Regions from separate parts of the Mus musculus genome. Here region 2 is linked to region 1. Evidence: chromatin loops called from intact Hi-C (ENCODE). Cell type or tissue: heart. All regions are shown on one strand. Each heading gives the region's core, and the rest is flanking DNA. Links, peaks and the distances in the headings are about the cores only.

Evidence for each region. Hi-C counts contacts between places; a loop is a spot of excess contacts. Peaks named below come from ENCODE experiments on the same cell type or tissue, not always from the same donor. Only the 100,000 strongest peaks of a DNase experiment are listed, where the experiment ranks them.
Region 2: it touches region 1 in a loop (2.3-fold over the local background); 1 of 42 quality-filtered maps calls a loop at or near these places.

The regions. Positions count from the first base shown.
Region 1 is chr9:110,874,777-110,885,742 of GRCm38, forward strand. It overlaps Tmie (transmembrane inner ear), which reads right to left and starts at 5,297. Exons shown (of 6, transcript NM_146260.3): 1 at 4,494-5,297; 2 at 852-1,063. Als2cl (ALS2 C-terminal like) reads left to right here and starts at 5,398. Exons shown (of 27, transcript NM_001146059.1): 1 at 5,398-5,453; 2 at 7,938-8,047; 3 at 9,239-9,370; 4 at 10,091-10,289; 5 at 10,612-10,677. The coding sequence starts at 9,268. In heart, for the core only: a CTCF peak has its summit at 5,470; DNase peaks (open chromatin) are centred at 4,560, 4,855, 5,435 and 6,165; H3K4me3 peaks cover 1,590 bases; H3K27ac peaks cover 1,469 bases; H3K27me3 peaks cover 2,365 bases.
Region 2 is chr9:111,050,687-111,061,652 of GRCm38, forward strand. It overlaps Ccrl2 (chemokine (C-C motif) receptor-like 2), which reads right to left and starts at 6,832. Exons shown (of 3, transcript NM_001302376.1): 1 at 6,695-6,832; 2 at 6,080-6,196; 3 at 4,148-5,753. The coding sequence starts at 5,742. The coding sequence ends at 4,660. In heart, for the core only: CTCF peaks have their summits at 5,475 and 6,348; a DNase peak (open chromatin) is centred at 6,695; H3K4me3 peaks cover 2,311 bases; H3K27ac peaks cover 2,182 bases.

The DNA.
Region 1 (10,966 bases), core at 4,222-6,721:
TCTTAGAGCCAAGTAGGAGCTGGGAAATGGAACTAAGCTATGCACAGTCCATCTCACTCTCCCATTTTCCTTCCCCACTATCACCTGCTCGCTGAGTGCTAGCAGAAGCAGGCCCAGCATCTCTCTCTCACCAAGAACAGCTGTGGAGGCCAGGCCCGGCTGTGTGAGGGGGGTGGGGGTGGGGTGGGGTGGGGGTGGGGACTCCTCAGCAAGGCCTTTCCAACTGGGTCTCATAGGGCTCTATTCTAGATGTGCCATTGATGGATAAGGATGGAGGCCTCAACAGGGAGCAGAAGGCCAGTTGCCCTTCAGGGACCCCAGATGACAAGGCAGCCAGGAAAACGGCTGCTGTCTGAAAAGGACTGTAGGCCCAGGGGGCCCATCAAAGTCAGGCTCAACAGTAGCTGGCAAAACCTAGGGGTCGCTTCATCCAAAGCAAGCAAGAAACAGAATAAAATCCTAAAACAACACTACAGGATAAACCCTTCCCCGCTGCCCCCAGGAATGCTTCTTCAACTGCAGCAGCAGCAGCAGGTCTCTGCCTCAGCCACAGGCTAGGCCTGGGCTAGGCTACTGACAGCCACATTGATCACTGTGGGTGGCAGCAGGTGGGGGAGGCGGGGGGGGGGGAGGGGGGCGGGGGATAATCACCCTCAGGGCGCGTGCTTAGAGAGGCAGGGCTGAACTTTGTCCAAGTGAACCAGGCAACTGGGTTGTGGCACTGGGAAGACCATAGGTCCTCTCTGCTTCTGCGCTCTAGCCTGGAGAAATGAGGATCCAGAGGCTATCAGAGGGCTAATGGTGGGGGAAGGGGAGGGTGCAGTGACTGTTGGCTTTGAAAGCCGGCTCACCTTAGCAGGACACATTGGTCTGCTGCTCACAGGACTTCCCTTGCTGCTCAGCCCAGGAAGGTACTGATGTTCAAAGTTCATTCTCTTGGAAGAGGCTCAGTGGTTAGGAGCATTTGTTGCTCTTGCAGAGGTCCCAAGTTTGATTTCCAGCATCCTCGGGGTGGCTCTCAACTATCAGTAACTCCAGTCCCAGAAGGATTTGACATTTTCTCCTGAACTCGGCAGGCACATGGTGTACATACAGGCAAAACATTCATACACAGAAAAAAAAAAAAAGAATAAGTTCATCTTAAGAATTAAAGTGCATTGTCTTGTTTGTCTGCCAAAAAGTAAGGCCAGCTGGACTTGTGGCTTCATGGCAGAGCACTTGCCTGTGTTCAGTCACCAGCACTGAAAAAATAAATAAAAACAAATGGAAGGAGAGGGAGGAGAGAGAGAGACAGAGACAGAGACAGAAGCATGCTACATCTCTTCCAGGTCTCTCTCTCTCTCTCTCTCTCTCTCTCTCTCTCTCTCTCTCTCTCTCTCTGTGTGTGTGTGTGTGTGTGTGTGTGTGTGACACACACACACACACACAGGCACATGATACTGTCATACTATCTTATAGGCTTCAAAATTCAATTGACTTAGAATAACAGGGTGTCTGAAAAGTCTTAGTGTAGTAGTTTTAAGTGCTAATAACCAAATAAGTATAAAAGCTATGAACTTATAAGACATACCATTTGATAATTGAAGGTAAATGCCATACATCTATAACCCCAGCACTTAGGAGTCAGAGGCAGGAGGATCACTGTGGGTTTGAGGTCAGCCTGGTCTACATAGTGAGTTCTGGGCCAGTCAGGGCTACATAGTAAGACAGAAGAAATAGCATTTGAACGCTTACTTATTTAAATTTCTTGTTTTTCCCCCTCTGAAGTTGAAGAAGTTGGCCAACAGGGATGTTATTCAAAATTCACAAAACATAGTGAATGTAAGAGAATTTAAATAATTAAGTTTTCAAATTATACCTCTTATAAATTTGTTGCATTTTTAAAAATATAACATCTGTAGTCATTAAAGCTTAAACTCAGCACTTGGGAAGTGGCTAGAGGATCAGGAGTTCAAACCCAGCCTGGACACCATGAGACCTGTCTCAAAACCAAACCAAACCAAACCACACCAAACCAAACTAAACAACAAACCAAACCAAATGAAGCGACAAAGCAAAGCACCTTACTGATGCGGATGGCTGTGAACTCTGGCCCACAGCTGGTTACCTAACCATCAGTCCTTGTCTGCTAAGCAGGTCCATGTGAAGCCATGCTAAATGCCAGTCTTTACTGTCATTGTGGAAGGCTCTATGGAAGGAAAGCAAATCCATAGATCTCAGGCCATCAGTGTTCTATTGTTAGACGTTTAGGGTGTTTCCAGTTTTCCAGTGAAAATGAAACTTGCATACACCGTGGTCAGGATGCTGGCCTTTGCAGTGACTCTATGTCTCCTCCATTTTCTGTTTTGTTTTTCTTTTTTTCCTTTGAGGAAAAACTATGTGACACTGACTGGCCTGGAGCTTGCTATGTGGACCAGGCTGGTCTTGAACTCAAAGAGGTCTACTGGCCTTGGCTTCCAGAGTGCTAGGTCAAAGCCCTGTGCCACCATGCCCTACAGCCCTTAATTTATTAGTGTGTGTGTGTGTGTGTGTGTGTGTGTGTGTACCGAGTGCATGCCATGTAGGGATCAGAGACCAACTTTGTGGAGTAGCTTTCCCCTTGGTAGTTTTCTATGGGTTCTCTAGACTGATCTCAGGTTGCCAGGGTGTCCAGTACTTGCCTGCTTGCACTTTCTGGCTGAGCCATCTTGCCAGATCTACCCTGTTCTCTAGTGAGGGAGGAGTCGCAGGGAGGAGCTCTGTTTGGCCTTAGACCTCAGAAATTGCAACACTCAACTCAGTCTCCTGCCTCTGATTCAGGCCTCTGACAACCTCTGGTATTGTATGGCTTCTTACCAGGTCCCCTCAACATGCCCCTGCACCCCCACCAGCTGGGCACATCAAAGCTGGGGTGGGGGAGTTCTGGCTCCCTGGAAGAGGGCATTCCTTCCTGTGTGGTGGCATGTGTACTGGCATGACAAATACTACTTGTCCCTGTAGTACTATTTTTATGTCTGATGGGTTTCCTGTGGGGACCAAAGTCAGCCTCCAGGGCTTCTGCATTGGAAGCCATGGGTAGGGAACTGGGCAATGGCCAGGAGACCCCGTGGACACTCCTTTCATGGAGTTGATATAATGGAACTCAAGGCCTAGCTTTGGAGAAGCTGAGGGGTAGTGAATGGACAACCCAGTCACAGAGCCAGGCTAGGATCCAGGCCACCATGGACTTAGCCTGAGGTGGGGGTGGGAGTTAGATAGCCTGGGCCAGTGACACAGCAGCTGGGAGTGCTGGGAGCTGGCTGTTCCTGAACTTGTTGGCCCTAAGCCCGACCCAGAATAGCTCAGGGCTGAGCCCAGCCTGTATGTGCATGAACCTGAGCTAATGTGGTAAGACACTGGTGCGTGCGTAGGGAAGGGCCTTGCATTCTGCATGTGGCTCTATGTCTGTGTGTCAGTCTATGTCCTTGGACACGGATGCACAAGTGCCCACGAATGGGGCTGCTACCATGGAGATGTGTGGCCCAGCTGAGTACATATGTGGCCACATGCCTCCCATGGGGAACTGTATACATGCACATGCCATGTGCAAATCTGTGAGGAGCTGAAACAGGAGCCCTGTGATGAGGTGGGGAAGGGCAGGGGATTCAGTAGATCTCAAACTTTGGGTACTACCGGGGGAGTGGGGCAGAATCCGGCCCTCTGTCAAGGACTAACTGGAAGAGATACCAGGTAGGCCTTGCCTCGAGGCAGATAACAGAACAAGGAGTGGGGATGCATGTGAGAAGGCTGAGTGGATGAGAAAGTCGTCGCATCTCATGAAGGAAGCTGGGATGCCCCTTTCTTCCTCCCAGGCAGGCAGAGGGCAGGGGTTAGAGAAGTAGGTATCTGGGGGATGGTGCATCCTCGGGGGTAGGGGAGGTGGGAGCGGGGTACACAGGAGAGTATTGAAAGCAGCAAAGCTGGGGTTGAGGTGTCACCTCAGTTCAGTACTTGCATGTAGGCATGATCCCCAAAACCCATGTGAAAAAGCAAGGTGTGGTGGCAGACAATTGTAATCCCATTACAGGGAGGCAGGGACAGTCAGGTACTCACTGGGCACTCAGTCTAGTCTATGTGGTTAGGTGAAGGCCTATGAGAGGCTGTCTCAAAAAAAAAAAAAAGCACCAGAGGAGACACAGCCAAACATCACACACACACACACACACACACACACTCACACACTCACACACTCCTGCATGGATATACATACACATCATACATGAAAAAAAAAAAAAAGAACCTGTAATACATTTATCTTTTAAAAAAGTATTTACAAGAAAGAAAGAAAAGGCTGGAAGGAAGGAGATGTTTTGGCCGAGTGGAGAGGGAAGAAGAGGCTCGGGAGGGTTCTTGACGATGGAGAGACCAAGATTGGAGCAGGGAAGTGAACAAGAGCAGCAACCGCGGTAGGGTTCTTGGGCAACAAACTTGGAGCCTGCCACTGTAGGGCAGATTGGCAGAACTTAAATGCTCACCAGAAAGCACCCCAAGGGAGCCAGGGATGCTGAAGTTGGCAGGCCCCTTCTGAGAAACTCTTAGAAGTCTCTTTTCTCTCTGGCAGAATGCATGGAGGCTGTCCAAAACTTGGGTAGGGGGCAGGTGGACTATCCTTGCTCTTTCACAGCTGTCTCCTCCCCAGGCTTCTCTCTGTACTCAGGCTTGGAAGGCTTAGAAGCAACTCAGCCAGGCTAGTCAGCAGCTCCTAGAGGCCGGGTGCCACTGCAGGTGGAGGGGTGACTTGCTTGCTGGCCAAAAGGGAGCCCGGCAGCTGGACAGCAGGCCTCTTTGTTACAGGTTTGAACCATGGTCCCTCCTCCTTCCAAGACTTTGGTTTGGAACTGCGCTGCTCTTTCCAAGGTCGAAGGCTTTGGCACAGGAAACTGGCCAGCTTCAGGCTGTACCCGGAATGAATGCAGGGGGCCTCCTTCAAGGTTACACACAGCAGTAGCTGCTACCAAAGCATGCCCAGTTCAGGGTCTTCGGATCATCATGGCCAACTGCTCTAAGCAACAAGTTTCCCGAATCTACCCAGGGCTCCTTCGCGGGTGTGTGAGGGTGAGGGGGGGGGGGTGCCCAGTGACCCAAAGGGGGTCGGCAAGATTTCAGAGCTACAGCCTGGGCAGAGTTGGTGGGTAAGGAAATCGGGGTGGCCCCAGGCACTGCCTGCCGTCCTCGGATCTGGAGAGGGAGGTAAAAGGCGAAAGACAGCCAGGGTGCGATCCTGGGGAGCTCGCGGACCGACCGAAGGGGAGCTTTCGCAGTCTGGCGGGAGAGGCTCTGGGAGAGAGTTGTTGGCTTGGGGACATTCCGAGGCCGAGCCCCGCCTCCTCGGAGACGCCCCCGCGCGAACAACACCTCGGGGCGGGGCGCGGAGAGGAAGGGCGGCCCGGCGCGGAGCTGCGCGGCCACTCGGGGCACCGCGGCGCAAAGCGCAGGTAAGAGCGCGCGTCGGTGGGCGGGGTCCGCTGCCCCACGAGCTCAGCTGCGGGTGGGGGCTCTCTCCTCCTCCCGCTGCCATGGTCACGAGCCCTCCATCTTCGGTCTCAGCTTCCTCCTCCCGGTCCCGTGGCCGCCCGGCTCCGGTTTAAACGCAGCGCGGGGTCCAACCCCTAGCAGCAGTGCGGAGCGCGAGCACCGTGCCCTGCGTCCAGGCCAGAACCCAGGTGCGAGTTTATCACCCAGAGGGAGAGAGGCTGCCAGGAGCAGGTGACCTGGCTGGTCAGGGCGGAAGGGCTGACAGAGAAGCCGAAAAGGTGGTGTTGCCTGCCTGGGAGGAGCCTAGACGGATGTCCGAATGTTGGAGCAGAGTAGTTTGGAACTGACTAATGCAGTCGGGAAAAGCTAATGCGGAGACTGGGAGGCATGTAGGGCAAGAGAGGCAGAGAAGGGGCTGAAGACTGGAGGGCCCGTGTGACAGTTTTGTGCACTTGCCTGGAGCACTTTCTCCACTGCCCACCGGGCATGTAGGTTGATTAATGGGCCTCTAGCATAGTCCAGGAAAAGCAGAAATAAGGTCCATGCCACTCCAGATCAGGAAATACCAGAGTGAGTGCCATGCTAGGGTGCGGCTTAAGGGGCCTGAGGGGCCAGAACTGGGTGAGGGCAGGGAAGGCCCCAGTGACCCTGCTTGGGAGCGATCTGGTGTGGACAGAGGCCAAGAATGCAAGGGAAAGGTCTAGCTACTGTTTAGATGGCCACAAGGACAATAGCTGAGTCACCTGTGCACCCAGCTTAACTTTTTTGGCCTCACCCTGCAGCTTTTGAACCAAGTCTACCCGGGGTGAGAAGGGAGGCTGGGCCCTACTAGGAATGCTGGGTGTACCTCAGTGAGTCACCCAGCACCTCTGAGCCACTTAGTTCTCGTGAGCCTGTTAGGGCTGGGAGTGAGGGGCCTGGGTCTGAGCTCTGCACCTGATCTACAGATAGTATCTCTACACCCTCCTGGACTTTCCATGCCTCAAATTCACCGTTTGCACAGCCTGCCACTCAGGACCCCAGAGTTGGCAGGAGGGAGAGTATGAGGAAGCCGTGTTGTTGACCAGAGGGCTATGGGATGGGTGCTGGGCCCAGGGCTAGAGAGAATATTCTTGCTGGCTCATACTCTCAAACACTCGTGTCTGGCCTTTTACTCACGACACCGCTTCTAGCTCCTAGCTGGGAGACTTCTATATCAGACTCCAGATGTAGCCTTCCTGGGCCACCTTTACCATCCATGTTTAATGTCTGCCCTTTCCTCTGGTGATGTGATTTCCTGGGGGTGGAAATCCTTCTGGGACCACAGACCTAAAAGGTACTACTATAGAGTTAGTGGCTGCTAATCTGGGTCTGTCGTATCTACCCAGGTCCAGTCTATCCATGCCAAGAGAAGCGTCTCTCTACAGTTTATTCTTTTGAGGGGCAACCACAGGAGTCTGAAATGTCCTGGTCTAGTTAGATCTCCTTTTCAGAGAGGACCAGGGATGGGTAAGCTATGACATATCAGGCTGAGATGGATCTCTTGTGGACAGCCGGCTAAATGTGGGCAGGGTACCAGGGTAGTTCAAGGTTATAGGGATAGACGTTCCAGTCTATCAATGTCTGGAAACATGGTTGAGGGTCAGGGAGGCCCAGGTCACTTGGCCCACCTCAGTCCCTCAGCTGGGCTCTCATGGCCAGTGGAAACCAGATGCCGAACCAGAGGATCCCGAGTCTGTCCTCCTCACCCTCTGCTTGTCTGTGTTTGGGGGGAGGCACTATGTTTACTGCCAGCAAAGATGGCTCCTGTTGGGTGTCTAGCGGCTTCCTTTTCCTGTCTCTCCTCCTCCCCATGCAGCCAAACTGCAGCAGGAAAGGTGGGGCAGGAATGTCTGGGCCAGAGTTCTGAGGTCCCCGCCCTGCTCTGTTCTGCAGCCAGTTCTCCTGAGCCCTAGGTTCTGCCAGGGACCTGTGATGCTCTCATGACATTTGGGGTGCCTGCCTACCTGCCCATCATTGGCCACCCCGATGACATCTGACTCACCCCAGTCTGCTCATTTCAAACGTTTTCAGAGTGTCAGGACAAGGCAGAGTGAAAACGCTTTAACCCCACCCCGAGGCGTCCCTCCGGGTCAGGCCACTTGGGCAGATGAACATCCTTGCCAAGTGAAGACAGTGAGGGCTGGCTTTGGGAGGCTTTGCCTGAGCAGGGCCACAGACAGCCCAGCTGTGGACTAGGTTCAGACATGCTTCCTCACTACCTGTGCCTCGAGTCAGGATGCTGTATTGCAGCTTGCTTAAGATCGCTCAGTTAGGGCAGCTGATCTGCCTGCCTACCTCAGTGACCCTGTTCCTGAGTGGGACCCACTTATCCTGCTCAGTCTGGTTGGGGGAGGTGGACTTACAGGGGCTGGGCTCCTGTCCGTGCTGAGTTTTCTCATTGCCCTTCTGTCACCTGTCACCAGGTTTGTCTTGCTGAGTCTGATGTGTGATCTCCTGTTCCCTCGTTCTGAAGCTCTGCATGATCTTCAGGGTTGACTGAGGCAAAGTGAGGCTTGTCTGCCGGCCAATGAAGGTGGGCCATCCTCACAGGCTGGGCAGACATTTCAATGAACCTTTCTTTCTTTCTTTTTAAGATGTATTTATTTATTATATGTAAGTACACTGTAGCTGTTTTCAGACACACCAGAAGAGGGCATACCATCTCATTACAGAGGGTTGTGAGTCACCATGTGGTTGCTGGGATTTGAACTCAGGACCTTTGGAAGAGCAGTCAGTGTTCTTAACCGCTGAGCCAACTTTCTAGCTCTCGCTCCAGCCCCTGCTTGCTCTGACCCTGCTCGCTCCAACCCTGCACACCCCAGAAAAGGGCATCAGATTTCATTATGGATGATTGTGAGCCATCATGTAGTTGCTGGGATTTGAACTCAGGACCTTTGGAAGAGCAGTTAGTGCTCTTAACTGCTGAGCCATCTCTCCAGCCCCGAACTTTTACTTTTCCTTGCTACTAAGCTGTCTTCTTCCTGTTCCTTTTTCTCTCTCCCTCCCTCCTTCCCTCCCTCCCTCTCTCCCTCCTTTCCTCTCCTCAGTCCTTCTCTTTCCCCCTTCCTTTCTGATAAGGTCATATCTTAGGTTACTGCCCTGGAGTCCATAGCAAAATCCTGCTGCCTCTGCCTCCCCAGTGCTGGGTGTGCCCCACTACACTCTGCTGTCCTCTTGTCTCCCCGGTGGCTTCATCAGGAGGCCTCCAGACTGCTGTTGTATCAGATCTCCCCTGGCTTACTGAGCTCTATTTAGTGACAAGGACCCTGAGTCTGGATATCAGCATATTGTTGAGCTGATATCTGATAGCATATCAGATATAGCTCAACCTATCTGATAGCTGATAGCATCTGTGCCCCTTGCCCCAAAGATCACAGAGTCCCTGAGTGGGGCCTTTCAGTGGAAAGATATCCAGGACAAAGAACGATGAGGTAGTTATCCCCCTGGGTGCCTGGGTTCATGGAGTGTCTGAGCAGGCCGAAACTAGGCTGAAAGAACACATGCTTTCGGGCGGGAAGCGATGCTTCCCTTGGTAGTTTTCAGCTTTTATTCCCTCTGGGGCAGGGAGCAGGGCAGGGTCAGTGGCCAGGAGAGACCTCCTCTCTGTGAGAAGCTGGACTCACTGATTGACTCTGATGTAGGTGATTATGGGCCTTACCTCTGGGAACTGGGGAGGATATTTGCGCCCCTGCCATGTTCTCTGACCTGTGTCCTTCCTACCCAGTAGGCCGAGTGCCTCGCCGCACCCTGGCTATGTCTAGCTCTGAGGAGGCAGACCTGCTCCGGCTGGAGGAGGTCTTCTCAACGACTCTTGCTCGAACCATCAGTCTCATCCTGCAGCCTCTGCTCTTAGCTGGTGAGTGTAGGCCTCAGTGGGGAAGGGGGGCACAGGAGGGCTCCCAGCGGTAAGATGCAGCCTCTGCTCTTAGCTGGCGAGTGTAGGCCTCAGTGGGGAAGGGGGCACAGGAGGGCCCCCCAGGGATACGATTTCTCCCTTGTTAGACATTCTGAGATAGCCTTCTCAAACTCAAGTGGAAGTGCTGGTATCTTTTGATGGAACTGAGTGAGGCCTTGGCCACCAGGTCCTGGCTGTTGCCTTCCCAAATGGCTTCTGAGGACCACAGGCCTATGTGTACCGCTTGCCTCACTCCCTGTTCCCACACGGGGCTCCCCGGGATGCTTTGGAAAGCCTTGATTAGAAGGCAGGACACATAAGGCTTTCACCTGGGGGTCACCCTTGGAATTTGACCTTGGGCAGGTGTTTTCCTCTCTCACAACCTGTCTGTGTATCTCTAAGGTGGTTGGGAGTGACCCTGAAGACTCCACGTTCTGCATCTGGGTCTAAAGAGAAGAGGCAGAGACTCAGGGGAGCTAGAAATCTTGGTTCCCCAAAATGATTAGGGTTGTCCTGTTAAGCAGGAGGCACACATACAAGCCTCATTACTCAGGGTTCAGCCCTTTACCCTAGCATGCCCTGCCCCTGAGGAGCTCTATGGGGTACTAATACAGTCCTGAGCCTCCTAGAGCTACAGGACTACCCATCAACGCCAGCTCAGGGTGGCTCTGCTTTCCACAGACCCGGAGCCCTCAGATCCCTGTGGCAAAGAGTGCCTTCGGCTTCTGCAGCAGCTGCATGAGAGTGCCCAGCGGTTGTGGTATGTGACAGAGCAAAGCCTGCTTTCGCTGCGGCAGAGGCTATACCACCCACCTTCCAAGGGTCTAGAGGCCGTGCTGTTACTGAGCAATGCTGACCATGTCCTACAAGCCCACATGGAGTAAGACGCCCTGCTCTCACCCCTGCCTTTGGACAGTTTGTTGCTTGGCCACAGTGCCAGAGTGCCATCTCTGCTATTTGATCCTAAGGGTCAGCTGGGGTGGGTCTCCTATGGTCTAGGGTATTGGCTTGGTAGCAGGCATATAGGCTCAGGCCTGGACCAGACCTATGAGATACAACTGTTGGGTCATGGCTTGAGGGCAACTGCCTAGACCATCAGGATTCTGGCTGCTCAGTGGGTGGTATCTGGGACCCCCCAAGAGGGCAGAGTCTGAGTGTGCATTGGGAGCTGGGCTTTCAAGGTGATCCTGGGTTGCTCATAGATACATCAAGTCCTACACTGATTGCGTGGTGGCGCAAGCTTTTCAGAAGGTCTCAAAGAAGAGGAGGTGAGCTTGGGGCTGACACAGTAGCCCCTATGTGGCTGTGAGTGTCTGAGGAGGGGGAGTTGGGGAAGACCACCCCAAAGCAGCAGAGTGGGTACTTTGCCCACCCACCACTTGAGTGTCTGCAGTTACTGCCTCTATCTCCTCTGAGGTGAGGGTGCAAAGCCCCTAGGAAGAGAGCTCAGGGTTTTGCTGGGCTAATGGGGTACAGGGTTGGTGCCCTGGGTCTGGGAGCTGGGGAAGTGGTTACCACAGTGGGTGAGGGGAGGTGCAGGTGGATGTGGGCTTGGAA
Region 2 (10,966 bases), core at 4,496-6,995, 180 kb after region 1:
TATGCTTCTCTACTTTACCCAACACAAGGCAGAACGTTGCCACTATGCTGGGATAGCTCACAAGATTTCATTTTAGAGAGATGGGAGGGTTCTGGGGCCTCTGTACAGTCTTCAGAGGTGTCCTTGTTACCTAGAGTTGTTGTTACCTTCAGAATGCGAGTCCTGACAACCCCTAGCAAGTCACATTCAGGCTTGCAGTAGAGACAAGCTAGGACAATAGTGATAGGCACACCACATCCTAACCCAGATTGCCCCTTGACATGCTCAACCCAAAACCTCATATGAGGACCCACAAAGACAAAAAAGGACATTTGTTCTCTTTGTTCTTCCCAACCAACGTGGCCACATTAAACAATTCTCTCTCTCTCTCTCTCTCTCTCTCTCTCTCTCTCTCTCTCTCTCCCTCTCTCTCTCTCTTTCTCTCTCTCTCCTGCTTTTGACCATTACTTGTTTGTTTAATTGACTTTTTGTTAGGGGTTTATCAGGGCCCAGGCTCTGATCCAAATAAATCTGAGAACACCGTGACCACCCCCACCCAAGTCTATATTTGGGTCCTGGCATGAGGTTCAAGTTTGAATAGAGGGCAAGAGCTCTGTATAACTGAGAGACCTAGCCAAGGTGCGGTCCCATGTGGAACATTGTCTCCAGTCTAGTCTGTCCTGAAAGGTGGTCTAACAAGTGCTCAGAACTGTGTGAAATCTCTTCCCAGAAGACAAGATGCCCACCCAGCTCCCCTTCTCTATCATGAGATTCCTGGGGAAAATCCAACTCCTTTCGTTGTTTCAATAGTCTGATATCTGAGGGCTAGAGAACCATATCTTCATCCCTGCTGGGATGTCTACACCCTTTCCTGAGAATGTGTGGTCCCTTTCCTAGGCAGTGTGGTCTAGAGAGCTGGAAGGGTGGATTTCAGTGCCCAGACACAAGATCTGTCTTTGTATGGCTGCCATGGTAAGACTGAAGGCTGATGGCTGGCCCAAGCCTCAGCCTCACCTACCACAATATTCTACAGTGACAGGCCTTCTCACAGACAAGACCAATCAAAAGTTTCTTCCACTGGCAAATAACTTGCAAGCAAAAGAGAAGCACTATATTTTTAACTACACTAGTCATTTTTCTGTTTGTTAGTTTTTTTTAATTATAGTATTTGTGGGAAATAGAAAAGCTAGTGCTATTTTTAATTTTGTTACAGTTTTATTAGTGTGTGTACCCAAGCATAAATATAGAAGTCAGAGGACGGCTTGGAGTTGGCTCTCTCCTTCCACTCTGTGGATCCAGGGGCCCAAATAGGGTCACCAGCCCGACGGTAAGCACCCTCACCTTCTGAGCCATCTCACTTGGCCTCAAGTTTGTTTATGCTTAAGGAACAGTCTACTTAGTCTAACGCAGAAGAAAGGCCTTGCAGATTCGGGTTTTGAGTACATCATACCATACCCACTCTTGATTCTCAGCATCTCTCTTCCTTACAGCTCCCATTAGGATTTCCAGATCTTTCCACTTTCTGAACTTTCATTCTGGAAATTCTGACAAGGCCGTCCTTTGAGTTCATCCCTATCGCTAAGTATCAGGGAGCGATGTGATCCCCTCGGAGACTTCTGTTTGACATGGAACAGAAGTGGTTGGAGAGGAAAGACCTTAAGTCTGTGATGAGATGATAGTCCTGAAATCCCCGACCCTCTTGCATGCCTGCTGAGACACTCTCTTCCTGAGTCTGTCTGTCTGTCTGTCTTGCAACTGTGCTCCTTGTAGTGTGCTGTCCCTACTCTCCTCCTTAGTCAGTGGTAGAGATGGGAGGTCTTCCCTTGTGCTTCGCGGAAACTCTGAGTATCTGATGGAAACCTGAGCAGCAGAGGACCCCAGGCTGTCTCAGAGACAGCCTGCACTAAGACATCAGAGGGCCCCCAGAGGCTTTTAAAGGCAGCCATACTGGAGTACAGTTGATGCAGAATAGACGACAGTGTTAGTGCAAACACTTCCATCCAGATAATGAACACGTCCACCAGCCTCCTCATTGTCCTTGTGCCTTTTCTAATGAATCCCATATGCTTCCTATCTAAGCATCCGAAATAACCACAGCTTCAGCCACCAAGGATTAGATTGTGCTTTCTAAAATTTTATCCAAATAAAAACAAAACTTAACACATTGGAAATTGGAATATATAACTGAGCAGAAGCCATCTTCTGCTCCGCCTTTTAAGACTTCATGCATAAAGCCACATGATTCCGCAGTCTACGGCTCTTTCTCCATTCATCTGTTGAGGAACCGGTGGATCAACGGCAGCTTACAGCCGTATAAATACAGCTTCCGTGAAAGTCTGTGAATAAGTGTGTGCAGGGTTGTTTCCTACTTCAATTTTCTTTGGTACGCATTTAGAAGTGGAATGACTGGTAACTATATATTTAGCTTTTAAAGAAACTTTCATCTTGGGGCGATAGTGGCACATGCCTTTGATCCCAGCACTCAGGAGGCAAAGGCAGGCATATCTCTGAATTCAAAGTCAGCCTGGTCTAGAGAGTGAGTTCCAGGACAGCCAGGGCTAACAGAGAAACTCTGTCTTGAAAAACAAAGAAAAAAATCTCTTTCTGAACTGGTTGTGTCATTTTATATTCCCACCAGCAATACACAAGAATTCCAATTTTAGTTTCTTGGAGACATTTAAAATGTGTGTGTGTGTGTGCATGAGTGTGTATGCATATGTGTATGTATGCATGTGTGCACATGTGTGTGAGTGTGTGCATGTGTGCACATATCTGTGTGCTTTCGTGTGTGTATGTGTGTTTGTGTGTATGTGTGCATGTGTGTGCATGTGTTTGCATGAGTGTGTGTGCATGCATGTATGTGCATGTGTGTGTGTATGAATGTGTGCATATCTGTGTGTGTTTGTGTGTGCTTGTGTGTGCATGTATATGTGTGTACATATGCATGTGTGTGTATGTTTCCACACAAGCAAAAGCACATGTGTGGAAGTCAGAGGACAACTTTCAAAGCCAGTTCTCTCCTCCCACCTTCATGTAGGTTCTGGGTACTGACTCAGCTCACCAGGCTTACACAACAAAGGTCGCCACACGCTGAGCCACCTCGCTGCCTGGCCTTCATTTCTTTTCCTTCTGCTATGATGGTGACTGACATTAACCTATGCCATGGGAGAACCCTTTGCCCTGGGATCCTTGGGAGGATGCTCTAGTTACACTCTTTGCCTCCCCATCTTGCCCAACTTAGTAGCCTCATTGTAGCTGTAAAAGAAGATCTGTGGCCACAAGCCCTCGGCCCCGGTGGAGTGAGGAGTCCAGCTCTGAACACTAACACAGGAAGAGGGGACACTCATAGATCTCTGTACTCTGAGACCTGTATCCCTGGGCAAAGAGCTGGCCTATCTGCTGACCGGCAGGTGCCCCCTCCACCCCCAGTGTAACTCAGCTTCTAAAGGAAGTGGGAACTTATTTGTAGTCGAAGGCTAACAAGGCCTGAGGGATGTGTTATATTTCAAAGGTCACAGCGCTCCTTCACTCCAACATTTCTAAATAGACTTTTACATCTGCTCTTGTTAACTTTCCTAAGACACAGAGCCTTCATAATACAGACTCTGAAACCTCGGAGGACTCAAGGGCTGGAAGAATCAGACAAACCTGAGTATAGTGAGTAGTCAAGAGAGCCCAGCAGGTTCCACCAGACCTTGCCATTGGCTTGCACCGCTACCACGCAGCCAGCACCTCTCAGGGCCTGCAGGAACATGAGCCAACACTTGCTTCTAACTTAGAATTTGGTCAATTTGGGCTTAGGGTTTTTTTTTTTTTTTTTAAAGACAGGGTCTAATGGATCCAGGTGACCTTGAACTAACTCTACAGCCAAGAATGACCTTGAACTTCTCATCTTTCTGTGTCCACCTCTTGAGTTGAGCTGATATTGAGATGGGCATCACCAGGTGTTAGCACTCAGGAAACAGAGGCAGGCACATCTCTGAGTTCAAGGCTAGCCTCGACTACAAAGAGAGTTCTTGGACAGCCAGGGCTACACAGAGAAACCCTGCCTCCCAAAACAAAACAAAATGGGCATGATCATACTAGGTAGATGCCATGCTATAGATCAAAGCTGGGCTTGGGGGGCTAATGTTCTACCAACAAAACTATAATCCCAACCTTCAAGATGTGCTTTAAAAATATATATATTTATTGCATGTATTTTGATGAACAACAACAACAACAAAAAAAAAAGAATTGAGGTTGGGGGAAGTCAGGTTATACTTGCATTTGTGAGATGCCTCCTGCCTCCGCCTCCTAGAGTGCTGGGATGACAGACATGCCACCACTGCTAGCTGACAGTTACTGAAAGGCTGGCACGCTTGGATAACTCACAGACTCTGGGGCCAGTGATCTCTGAGTTTACACATCAGTTTTGCCACTTTATAGTTATGTAACTTTGGACAACTACCGAGCTTCAGTTTATGGAATGCACACCGCCCACGCCCACACTGCGGACAAACGCTAAAGAGGAAGAGTGGAATTCACCTTTATAAATAACTTAACCGTGTGCCAGAGACAAATTCAACGCTTAGTAGTAAATGTTCATTAACCAGCCCCCTTTCCTCTTATATTCTATTTTTATACAAACATATAAAAATGGCATAAAACAATGTGAAGAGACAAGGTTGAGTGTTTATATTATATTATATCCTGCCTTTGATGCAAATTGCTGTACAGTTCAATGGGCCTGCCATGACCTTCCCTTGGAGGCGCTTGCTGATAGCCTCCACTACTTTGATAGGGGATATCATTGCACCGTGGGAACAGGCTGCGAAGGTATCTCATAAAGGCCTTCCGGTCAAGAAGCAAATAGAGCAGCGGGTTGACGCAGCAGTGGGTGGTCGCTACCAGCTGTGTGACCTGAACACTTGCGTCCAGGTGGTAGCTGCTCTTCTCATCCTGCAGGGACAAGTGTTCCTGGAAAGCAGACAGGAAAAGCACAGTGTTGTAAGGCGCCCACATCAAAAGGAACACGCCCGTTATGACAAGAGCCGGCTTGTGGAGGTCGTACTGTCTCTCCCTGAAGCTCTGCCTTCTCCTCAGTTGCCTGCAGCAGATTATAAAAACCAGCAGAGGAAAAGCAAGTACCAAGATGATCATTTTTGACGTCAGAACGTACTTCCAGAGCGGCGCTTCGATTGGCAAGAAGTGAGGTTTGCCAAAGGCACACTTGTGTTTCTGTCTTTCCATCCGAGGCTCATAAAACACAGACTCGGGCAAAGAGAGCGCAGTAGCCATGGCCCATGCCAGGATGCACGCAACAATACCACAAGACACTGTCGTGAAGATGGAGGCCAGTCGCCCTTGGGAAAACACCCTGTATCCTTGCACAAGGAGGAGGATGTTGGAAAACACCTCGCTGTATAAGCCCGAGGAGTGGAGTCCGACAAGAACTTTACAGGTCCCATTGCCAGGGCTTTCCCCGTGTGCTGCAGTATGGGCCCAGAACGGCAGGGGAAGCAGGAAACACAGGTTTGAAAGTGCCAGGTTTAGGAAGTAGATGTTCCCCAGATTCTTGAGTCCTTTGTATTTCACCAAGATAAACACCGCCAGCACGTTGTCCAAGAGACCCACCGCAAACACCGCGCAGCAGAACTGCAGCACCTGCTGGGGGGAGAGGAACTCGGGGGCCGGAACTTGGTCCGGCCCACTGTTGTCCAGGTAGTCGTCTAAGATTAGGACATCATATTCATCGTCCGGGGCCACTGTGTAGTTATCCATCGGAGGCTGTCCTGTGGGGAAACCAGAGGTCATGATTCCCCTCCATCCGACAGCCAAAGACTGAAAGTAACTATGCCCCCACCCCCCACCCCAGCGTGGGCGGCCGTACTCAAATCTCCTCATTAAGCACCCAGGGACCACGCTGCTAATGTGACAGAAACTGCCTGGTACAGAAAGAGTCAGGGACGTTAAAGCCACTTAAGTTCTTTGGTTGAAACGAGACTCTACGTGGGAGATAGGATCTAAGAAAACAAAGAGTTAAAAACAACCAGAGACTGGCTTAAGCTTCAGAAGTTGGTGCCCGCCTACTTCCCAGATGTTTAAAACAGTTTCTTACCTTGCTCACCGGACAAAACAGCGTCGTTTGAGGCAGGTTGCTTGATATTTTTTCTCTCAAGGGATATAAACAGATGTTTGCAAAAGTGAAACTGCGCTGGTCAAGCACGAGGACAAGCTGGCGAGATAAAGATAACCGTTTGACTGAGTTCCCAAGGGTGGGGAAGGGTGCAGCCCCATGATCTACCATCCAGGGGGCTGTGGGAACAGTGGGGTCAGAGAAACACCACTTCCTTCTGAACAGACTGGTCATGACCCGGAGAAGCCAGAGAAGGCACTGTTTATTCCTCTGAGGCTCTCCCGTCCAGACACAGCTTTCACGGGCCAGCTGGAATCAAGTTCTGAAAGCCTCTCTCAGGAGCTTCTGTCAGCCGCAGAGAAATTGAGAAGTTGTTTTCATCTCTCCCTCTCCCGGTATCCCAAGTTTGACTTCTCTGTACCTCTTAGCCAGCTGTCCTCCAGGCTGCCTCGGATAAGGACACTAACCCACGCCTGCTTCCAGTGATAATCAGAGTGTGATGTCAGAAGCCGAGACGCACCACCCCACCCCCTGGCTTCTGACATAAGTTCCCTGAGTAGATAACAGTTTCCAGAGTACAAACGTGTCCATACTCACCAGAGAACATGGAAGCAAGTGGTATCAGTCGGGAAGGAGGTTGGGGACAGAGCTGGACAGAAAAGGAGCGCTGCTAAATGCAAGTCTGGTGTGAGCATTCCTACGTCAGAAAGCAAAGAGTGTTGCAAGCAGCTGGAAGGAAGCAGTTGATGCTGGGACACTTGATGTAGCTGACCCCGCTCAGGGGAAGCCCCGGGGGAAAGTCCTGTGTGAGGACGTGTGGGACACGGTCAGGTGGACTGTGAGGAGGGGAGACTTGGTTTCCAATGGAGAATGGGGATGAAGAAAGGAATTGGACAGTTGCCTGGTCTTGGAGTGGAAGGGAGTGGGCGGGAGGAGAAGGATGCTGGTTAAAGATGGGTATTTCAAGAAGAAGAAGAAGAACTTCAAAGAGTTGGGGGGGAGGGGCGGGAAGCATGTGTAAACTGCCCTCAGGCCCACGACTCTGTGTAGCTATGGCTGACCTAATCTGGGGACTAGGTGATGTCTGTGATTTAGGCACATCCTTTGCATTATCAGCATGTGAAACGGAAAGTGTAACTATAAAAACAGAAATAGGTAATGAAGAGACCAATAAGAAAACAGAAAGAAAAGAGCCCAGATAAACATGAGTGAACATTAAGCCCCGAGCATCCTGGAAGCTAGGACAGAAAATGAAACTCACCCTGGAGCAGGGAGAACCCAGAACGGAGGCACTTCCTAATAAGGTCTCTCCTCCCCCAGTAGGGGGTATCTATGCATGAGTGGGAATCTCCAGGTCCCAGGATGCCCTGTCTACCCGTGGACATGGCTACAGTCCAGGGTCCCCTGAGCTGTCAGCCTCCTGAGATCTCTCCCTTCTGCAGCTAGATGTCCCGGAGCCACACCATGACACCTGGCCTGTGAGTAAGGGAAGTGGTTCATAGTTCAGTCCTAGACAGGAGGCAGACTCACAAGCATTCACAGTGCTCATTAGATGCGTAAGGGGTGGAGGTGGTAGTCGGTCCCCTATATGCTTTCTGTGCTTTGTGTTACACCCTGATGGTAAACTAAAATCTCTCCAGGAAAAGGACAGGTCTGTAAATTCAAGATCGCTCCGACTTCTCTCGTCGTGTGGCCCTAACTTCCAGTATTGCTTGATTTTGGTCTGATTCCCAGCATTTGCCTGTCCACATTCAGGCCATAGGATTATTTTTTTTCCAAATTAGCATACAAAAGAAAGTATTTCATTATGGCATATTCATGCATATGTGCCACTATTCGTTGTTCTTATTCATCCCTAACCCTTTCCCTGCCCCTTCTTGTTGGTCATCTTTCTACCCCATGACTGTTTCTCCTTCTGCTTTCATGTCACATGTATCCCATCATAACTTTTCTCTTGTTCTTTGCCTAAGATCCCTTCCTCCCCCATCATGGCCTCCTTTCTCATCTTATCAGTCTCTCTCTCTCTCTCTCTCTCTCTCTCTCTCCCTCTCTCTCTGAGACACACACATATATACTCACACACATGCACACACATATATACATGTGCACACATATGCATGCACACACATGTGCACATACATGTGCATTCACATGTACATACACATGTGTGCATACACACGCACAGATACACATTTAGGTCTAGATTCCACCTAAAAGAGAAAATAGGCAATATGTGTCCTTCTGGGTTTGGCTTACTTCACTTTACATCATGATTTTCAGTTTCAGTTTCCTGCACATGTAATAGTTTTGATTTTCCTTTACTGCTGAAAGTACCTCTGAGGTCTGACATCATAGAGTTGCTTGAGCATCTATGCAGGAGTGGTGCAGCCGGGTTTCATGGGAGTTCTGTTTTTAGTTTTGTTGTTGTTGTTTGTCCATTTTTGAGGAACTTCCACTCTGATGTTCATTTCTATTTTTTAACTTTTTGCCACTATTGGGGATTGAGCCTAGAACCACATGCACACTGGTCAAGTGATCTGTCCCTGAGTGACCGTTGTCACACTGATTTCCGTCATGGCTAGACCAGCGTACATTACCACTAGGAGTAAAAGGTTCCTCTTTCCTCACATCCTCACCCGTCTTCGTTGTTTTCTTTAAGGCTATGGGAAAGAAGAAAGTACACCTCTGACCCAGAGGTCTGCGGGAAGCTTTGTCATCTGTGAGCACACGGAGCACTGTCTTATCAGCTTTCCATCAGAGTGACACGGTATTTGAGGCAATTAACTTTTAAAAGGAGAACAAGCCTCTCCCGAAAGCCTCAGTCTGTGGTCACTCAGCCCTTTGCCTCTGGGATTGTGATGAGGCAGTGCACTGTGTGGGAGCTCATGGCTCAGAAAGCTATTCCCTTAATGTTAGCTGTGAAGTGAAGGGGGGGGGGCTGGGATCCTAATATTCCCTTCAAGTACAATCTCCAGTCACCCCAATTCCTTCTGCTACCACACTTCTACCTTTTAACGGTCCTATTACCTCTCAAAGTACCCAGACTGAGGACTTTTTGCACACGAGTCTTGAGGTGGCCTTTACTGAAACCACAGCATTTATCCTTGTAAAAGCCAAGTGCCTTCTATAGCTGATTTGAGGCTCACAAGCCTTAGCGTTGAAGGTCTGAGTTCCTCCTAGTCATTGTAACTCAACCTGCTATCGGTCTGAGATGCCATCCCATGTACTTTCCTACATGTGATCACTCATTCACTCAACAAACATTTCTATGGTACCTAGCATGTGCCCATCCCTACACTAGATGAAGGACAGAAAACCAGTGAGTGAAAGAGGCAAAAATCCTGACCCTCGGAGAGTTCCTAGTCAACAGATTAAAAACAAAATAGATTGTAGTGGCTATTCCTGGTTGTAAACTTGACTATATCTGGAGTGAAATACAGTCCAGAATTGGAAGGCTCACCTGTGATCCTAATCTGGAGGCTGGGAGATACAAGTTTCTAACCATGAGCATCTTGAGGCATAGTGGTCATGAATCCCAGAAGATTAAGACAGGGAACTCTCTGAGTTCAAGGTCATCTGGGACAAAGCAAGTCCCGGACCAGGCATGGTGGCACACACCTGTAATCTGAGCCACACCTTCTGTTGGAAAACTACATAAGGACATTGGAAGAAAGAAGATTCGCTCTCTTTTCTTAGCCTGCTTGCCTCGTGGGACTGAGCAATTACTAGATCCTTGGGCTTCCGTCCACAGCTGCTGCTGTCCATTGTTGGGGAGTTGGACATCAACAAGTTCCCTTACTATATAGAGTCTACCCATAAGTTCGATGACTCTAGAGAGCCCTGACTAATACATAGATCAAGTGCATTGATAGTTGGTAGTCAAGGGGTCTTCAGGGCAAAGTAAACGGAGGAAGACTAGAATGGTTAGGAGATTCATAGTGAGAGACAGCCAAGGTGAGGATGGGCAGGGAAGCTGCAAAGGACTGGTCCCATAAACAACACTCATTGTGTTATGTTTCCTGTTACAATGTTCTTACTGCAGAGGAAGCAATGTTTTCACCAAAGATGCAGAGATACTCCTCCCAGTCTATTGACTGTCTCTTCAAACATGTATTATATGTTTATATACGTAATATACATTACATATTTATATATAGCATATATTTATATGTTCATGTTTATTTACATGTTATTATCAATGTATTATAATATTTATTAAGTGTCAACCATTTATTTTCTATTAATTATTTAACTAATTATTAATTGCTATGAGATTTATGTATCAATACTTTAATTATATGTTATTAATAATATAAACTATAATTAATTACATAAATCTATAATTAATACATAACCACTAAAGTTAACTATTTAGTTGATTTAATTAATAAAGTATGGATTGCTTTATTAATAATTTATTATTAATTATTAATATAATTGACAATATAATATTAATTATATGTATGTGATTGTGTACTATATTAATTTTAGATATAGTTACATGTAAATAATATAATAATATATGATATAATTATTTAAAAATATATTTATATACATAAAGGTCTCCCACTGTGAAACCCTGTCTGACCTGGAACTTGCTTGCTAGATGAACCAGGCTGGCCCTGAATTCACAGAGACCTGCCTGCCTCTGCTTATGATGGGATTGAAGATATGTGCCACCATTCCTGGCTTAACTCAGTTTAAAAAGCAAAGGATACAGTGTGCCAGCCACCTTCGGAGAAGGACCCTGGACATCTTCCAAGTCTCCTTTTTTGGATGTTCCATGTTAGCCTGGAGGCGATGGCTGCTCCCTGCACTGCCTTTCCTGTGTTCTGTGTCTCTCTCCTTGCTCTAGTCATAGCCCATCCT